Regions from separate parts of the Homo sapiens genome. Here region 1 is linked to region 2. The links are chromatin loops, found by intact Hi-C in ENCODE. Cell type or tissue: heart right ventricle. All regions are shown on one strand. Links, peaks and the distances in the headings refer to the core of each region. The heading gives the core; the rest is flanking DNA. Region 1 overlaps TMEM63A (transmembrane protein 63A). Region 2 has its middle 23 kb from the start of SDE2.

Region 1 (2,905 bases), core at 13-2,512, 130 kb after region 2:
TGTGTGCTCCTGTGCCACCCCTGGGGTAAGACCCTTGGGCCTCATTCTCTGTTGACTGTGATGAGGGCAGGGATCAGCCGGGTGGGAGAAGGCCAGGGGTGTGGGAGCACTGACATACAGGGGCTCAGCATGGGAAGGGCTGGGGAGGAATTGAGGCCAGGCATCCAACTGTGAAACAGCCTCTTTCCAAGATGATTCTGGAATGTTAGTGTTCTGTGGGGACAGGATCACAGACACTGTGACTCCCTTGGTGCAGGGTCTGTCCCACAGACCCTGACCCAGCGACGGATGAAAGACATACACTGCCGGGTGCGGTGGCTCTCGCCTGTAATCCCAGCACTTTGGGAGGCAAAGGTGGGCGGATCACGAGGTCAGGAGATCGAGACCATCCTGGTTAACATGGTGAAACCCTATCTCTACTAAAAATATAAAAAATTAGCCGGGCATGGTGTCAGGCGCCCGTAGTCCCAGCTACTTGAGAGGCTGAGGCAGAAGAATGGCATGAACCCAGGAGGCGGAGCTTGCAGTGAGCCGAGATCGCACCACTGCACTCCAGCCTGGGCAACAGAGACTCTGTCTCAAAAAAACAGACAGACAGACATACACTGACAGATATTTTGCCTGTCAGTGCGGCTAAGGGGCTCTGCAGCCTGAGTCTGCAGTGTAGTCCTCAATGCCAGGCGAAGTTCGCATTTATTTAGTACAGACTAAATGACAAAGGTCTCGAGTAAACACCACTAGAGGGTAATTAACATTGCCGACCCCCTGAATAGCGAGCAATCATGCACCAGTGGATGATCAAAGGTTGGTCTTAGGACCACATGAGTAAACAAGCTATTTAGGTAAACTCCCCCACATTCCTATGTATCTGCACCCTAAGCTTTTAAGAGAATTCAGCTGCCTTCAGCCAAACCCTTTACTGAAGCTATGCAAACCTCTCGGCTTTCCAAGAAGGTTTGTGTCTATTTCCTATAACTTTATCTTAAATTTTCTCCCACCACCCTGACCGATCCCCTACACCTTGGGGTCACAGATAAGTGAGGAAGTGGGTAGGAGAGAGAAAGTGAAAAAAAACTAGTAGCCAGAGGTGCAGGATGCCTCATTTTGTGTTCAGGCAGTAGAGCAGCAGCCCCAGCCCTGGCTCCTTGCCAAAATAGCCGCCCCGGAGAGGAAGAGGACAGAGGTGTCTGTGTGGCCCTGCGAGGTCTCCAGCTCACAGCCCCATCCCCTGCAGGCCTCATCTACATCCTGCTCAAGCACATGGTGGACCGGCACAACCTCTACTTCGTCTACCTCCCAGCCAAGCTGGAGAAGGGGATCCACTTTGCCGCTGTGAACCAGGCCTTGGCAGCCCCCATCCTGTGCCTCTTCTGGCTCTACTTCTTTTCCTTCCTGCGCCTGGGTGAGCAGCCCTTCTGACCTGGGGCCAGCCCTTGGCCTCCCAGCCCTGCATCCCCACCAGCCAGTCAGATCCCTCATTGCTTTCACAGCATCAGCATGGCATCCAGTCAGAATGTGGTGCCCAGAGTGAGGGCTGGTTAGGTGTCCCATCAGAACGTGGTACCCAGAATGAGGGTTGGTTACATGTCTAGTCAGAATGTGGTGCCCAGAGTGAGGACTGGTTAGGTGTCCAATCAAAACATGATACCCAGGGTGAGGGGCTGGTTGGGTGTGGTGTTGACAGCCTGGCTCCTAAGCTAGCCCGAGTGCAGGTGTAACCCTTGTGAAGGCCTGGTCAATTGTCCCATACATCCCTGGAGAGAAGATAGTGCCTTTATCAGCTGTGCAGGGACTGAACCAGAGGAAATGGGGAAGCTGATCCAGATTTGCCCTTTGAGGCTGGTGGTTGGGCCCAGCTCCTTGTACCTCCTGGCATGGAAGAGGTGGGGACGTGGAGGAGAGAAAACTGACACTCCTGGGGGAAAGACACGTCTGCCCCGGTCAGACTGGGGGTGTGGGAGGGTCCATCCTCTCTAGCCCAGGGCACTGGAGACTGGAGGGAACGGACCAGCAAGGAGGCTGAAGAATTGCCATTGACTTGGCACCCCAGTGCCTGAAATCTGACCAGGGATGATGCCAGTCATTCAGTGGGTCCCTCTGTGTGTTCCTGGCTGTGAAGACACCATCCTTGCTGCTGGAGTTGAGGGGTGGGGGTGGGGGGTTAGGCCTTACCTTTATTTTCTGCCTGAGGGAGAAGTCACGGGCAGTTTCCACACCAGGTGCGGCCCCTTCCTCAGCAGGGTGAGGGTAGGTGGTGGCCCCTCCCTGCCCACCCCAAGGCTAGCCACCCTCTATCACCAGGTATGAAGGCCCCCGCCACTCTGTTCACCTTCCTGGTGCTGCTGCTCACCATCCTGGTCTGCCTGGCTCACACCTGCTTTGGATGCTTCAAGCACCTCAGCCCTCTGAACTACAAAGTAAAGGCCCCCGACCCCACTGCCCGGTCAAGCCCTGGGAGGAACAGATGGTGGGACGGGCTCGCTGTCAACCCCGCCCACCCTTGTCTGTATCAACACAGCAGCAGCCTTCTCCAGATTCTGCTTCTCCATGGGAAAGGCGTGGGTGGTTGGGTGCCATGTGTAGCTTCCCTTCCTCCCCTCATCCCTGCACTCCCCCACCCCATCCTCTCTCGGGCTGCTGGGGAGCTTGGTGCCAGCTGGTACTATTATTCCGGGTGTTAATAGTCTGTGTGTTTGGAGGGTGTTTGTTCACAGAGATCAGTTTTGTTTATCATCGCAAGTTTTTGCTGTTATCTGCAGACAGAAGAGCCTGCAAGTGACAAAGGAAGTGAGGCAGAGGCCCACATGCCCCCACCGTTCACAGTAAGCTGTGCCCCTCAGCCTCTGAGCTTGTCGCCCTTTTTTTTGCTTTGGTTGTAACAGTCCCAACCAGATGGGCCCCGGCA
Region 2 (2,905 bases), core at 184-2,683:
TCCATCGGCCTTGGAGTACAAGCCCACGCACTTGCAGTGGCCAGCAATCCCCTCTCAGGCTGCACGCCTCTCCCCTCTCTGACCTCATCTACTCCTCCTCACTCCACCACAGCCCCCGGGGCCTCCTTGCTGTTTCCTGAACCAACCAAACACACTGTGCTCCCCTGGCGTGGCACAGACTGTCCCTCCTTCCAGAACAGTCTTTTTCCAGACGTCCCCAGGGAAGACTCTCTCACCTTTCACTCGGTTTAAAATGGCAACCCCCACCCCCATCACTTTCTTTCCTGACTGGTTGGTTGTTTTGTTTTTTTGAGACAGCCTCGCTGTGTCGCCCAGGCTGGAGTGCAGTGGTGCCGTCTCAGCTCACTGCAATCTGTGCCTCCGGAGTTCAAGCAATTCTGCCTCAGCCTCCCAAGTAATTGAGACTACAGGTGTGCGCTACCACGCCCAGCTATTGATTGATTGATTGTATTTTTAGTAGAGACGGGGTTTTGCTGTGTTGGCCAGGCTGGTCTCAAACTCCTGACCTCAGGTGATCTGCCCATCTCGGCCTCCCACCGCGCCTGGCCGACAGTTTTATTTTTTTGAGATGGAGCCTTGCTCTGTCGCCCAGGCTGGAGTGCAGTGGCGCGATCTCGGCTCACTGCAAGCTCCGCCTCCTGGCTTCAAGCAATTCTCCTGCCTGAGCCTCCTGAGTAGCTAAGACTACAGGTGCGTGCCACCACGCCTGGCTAATTTTTGTATTTTTAGTAGAGACATGGTTTCACTGTGTTGGTCAGGCTGGTCTTGAACTCCTGACCTCGTGATCCGCCCGCCTCGGCGTCCCAAAGTCCTGGGATTACAAGCGTGAGCCACCGTGCCAGGTCCTGACAGGTTTTGTTTTGTTTTGTTTTGTTTTAATAGTACTTATTACCCCTTATCATATTTTTTTTTTTTAGTTAAATGTCCCTCTCCCCTCAGAAAATAAGCTCTGCCAGGGCAGAGAGTTGATCTGTTTTATTAGTGCCGGATACCTAAAATGTGCTCCATGAATATCTATTGAATGAATCCAGTGTACTAACATATTTATAAAACAACAAACAGAATTCCAAATAAATTCATCATCTCTCAACAGACCACATGACATGTCCACTGGGGTGTATGTACCTGCTTTGAAACATTTGCTTGTAGAAATGTGTGTCTTTTAGCCCGGGCGCGGTGGCTCACGCCTGTAATCCCAGCACTTTGGGAGGCTGAAGAGGGTGGATCACGAAGTCAAGAGATTGAGACCAGCCTGGCCAACATGGTGAAACCCCGTCTCTTCTAAAAATACAAAAAAATTAGCCAGGCGTGGTGGCAGGCGCCTGTAGTCCCAGCTACTCGGGAGGCTGAGGCAGGAGAATCACTTGAACCTGGGAGGCAGAGGTTGCAGTGAGCCGAGAACGCGCCACTGCACTCCAGCCTGGTGACAGAGAGAGACTCCTCCTCAAAAAAAAAAAAAAGAAAGAAATGGGTGTCTTTGAAGGTGGTTGAGGAAAATGACTGGGACTTACTGTTTTACCAAAATCTGAGAGCAACTGAAGTGAGTGCATGAGTGGCAATTCTGTAGAAAGGGATTCTGTTGAGTCGCTCAACACCAGCCAACCATTAAAAAGGTTACCTATTTCTGAGGAAGAGTCTTCCTGTAACCACTAGAGGGCGCTGTGCACTAACAAATGCCAGCCAAAGCCGTCAGGGAGAGACTGCTGGGGAAGGTGGGGAGGAGGTGGCGCGGCAGTGTTGCCTGGCAGTGGGGTAGCAGGTAGCAGGATGGCCAAATCCTGTGAGACCCACCTTTCCCCGTCCCTACACTCCCCTACACACCATAAGTGGCAGACTGATGATTAGGTGCAGCTGGCCTGGGGTGGACTAGGCCCTGTTCTTTTTTTATTTATTTTTTCTTTTTTTTGAGGCGGAATCTTGCTCTGTCGCCCAGGCTGGATTGCAGTGGCAGGATCTCGGCTCACTGCAAGTTCCGCCTCCGGGGTTCACGCCATTCTCCTGCCTCAGCTTCCCGTGTAGCTGGGACCACAGGCGCCCGCCGCCACCACGCCCGGCTAATTTTTTGTATTTTTAGTAGAGACGGGGTTTCACCGTGTTAGCCAGGATGGTCTCCATTTCCTGACCTCGTGATCCGCCTGCCTCGGCCTCCCAAAGTCCTGGGATTACGGACGTGAGCCACCGCGCCCGGCGCCCTGTTCTTTCTGATTCCTTAATTCTCAGATTTAGCTTCAGTTTTCACTGTACAGGTGGTGAATAAATCATTTAGTCTTGCTGAATATCCCATAACATTATTACTTCTGTCCTCAACAAACAACGTTATCTTTAATCATTTGCTGTTGTTTTCCGCTAGAGGAATTTCAGTGTCTGTGTATACAACCATGTCTTTATTTTTGTGTTATCAAAAATAAATCTGGGGCCGGGTGCGGTGGCTCATGCCTGTAATCCCAGCACTTTAGGAGGCCGGGGTGAGCGGATCGCCTGAGGTCAGGAGTTTGAGACCAGCCCGGCCGACACGGCGAAACTCCATCTCTACTAAAAATACAAAAATTAGCCAGGCATGCTGGTGGGTGCCTGTAATCCCAGCTACTCAGGAGGCTGAGGCATGAGAATTGCTTGAACCCAGGAGGCAGAGGTTGTGGTGAACCGAGATCACACCACTGCACTCCAGCCTGGACAACAGAGCCAGACTCCATCTCAAAAATAAAATAAAATAAAAATAAAATAAATAAATAAATCTGGGGGTATATATAGCTGTGTTGTGTATAGCTCTGACATATTTATTTGTGACTGGCCCCTGCATTTCTCCTTGGTGGGAAATGTACGTGTTGACATTAGGATTCAACTCAGTTATTACACCCAACCTGAGCTGCTCTTAGACCAGGCA

The links. A loop is a pair of places that touch in the nucleus more often than their neighbours do. Peaks named below come from ENCODE experiments on the same cell type or tissue, not always from the same donor. Only the 100,000 strongest peaks of a DNase experiment are listed, where the experiment ranks them.
Region 1: it touches region 2 in a loop (2.6-fold over the local background); 22 of 110 quality-filtered maps call a loop at or near these places.

The regions. Positions count from the first base shown.
Region 1 is chr1:225,848,409-225,851,313 of GRCh38, reverse strand. It overlaps TMEM63A (transmembrane protein 63A), which reads left to right. Exons shown (of 25, transcript NM_014698.3): 21 at 1,235-1,402; 22 at 2,302-2,417; 23 at 2,760-2,822. Among named protein-coding and RNA genes, the nearest start is that of TMEM63A, 33 kb to the left of the region's middle. RefSeq lists an enhancer at 538-1,084. In heart right ventricle, for the core only: no CTCF peak of the experiment used is centred there; a DNase peak (open chromatin) is centred at 1,148; H3K27ac peaks cover 1,995 bases.
Region 2 is chr1:225,974,932-225,977,836 of GRCh38, reverse strand. No RefSeq gene overlaps it. Among named protein-coding and RNA genes, the nearest start is that of SDE2, 23 kb to the left of the region's middle. In heart right ventricle, for the core only: a CTCF peak has its summit at 1,671 (motif pointing right); a DNase peak (open chromatin) is centred at 1,716.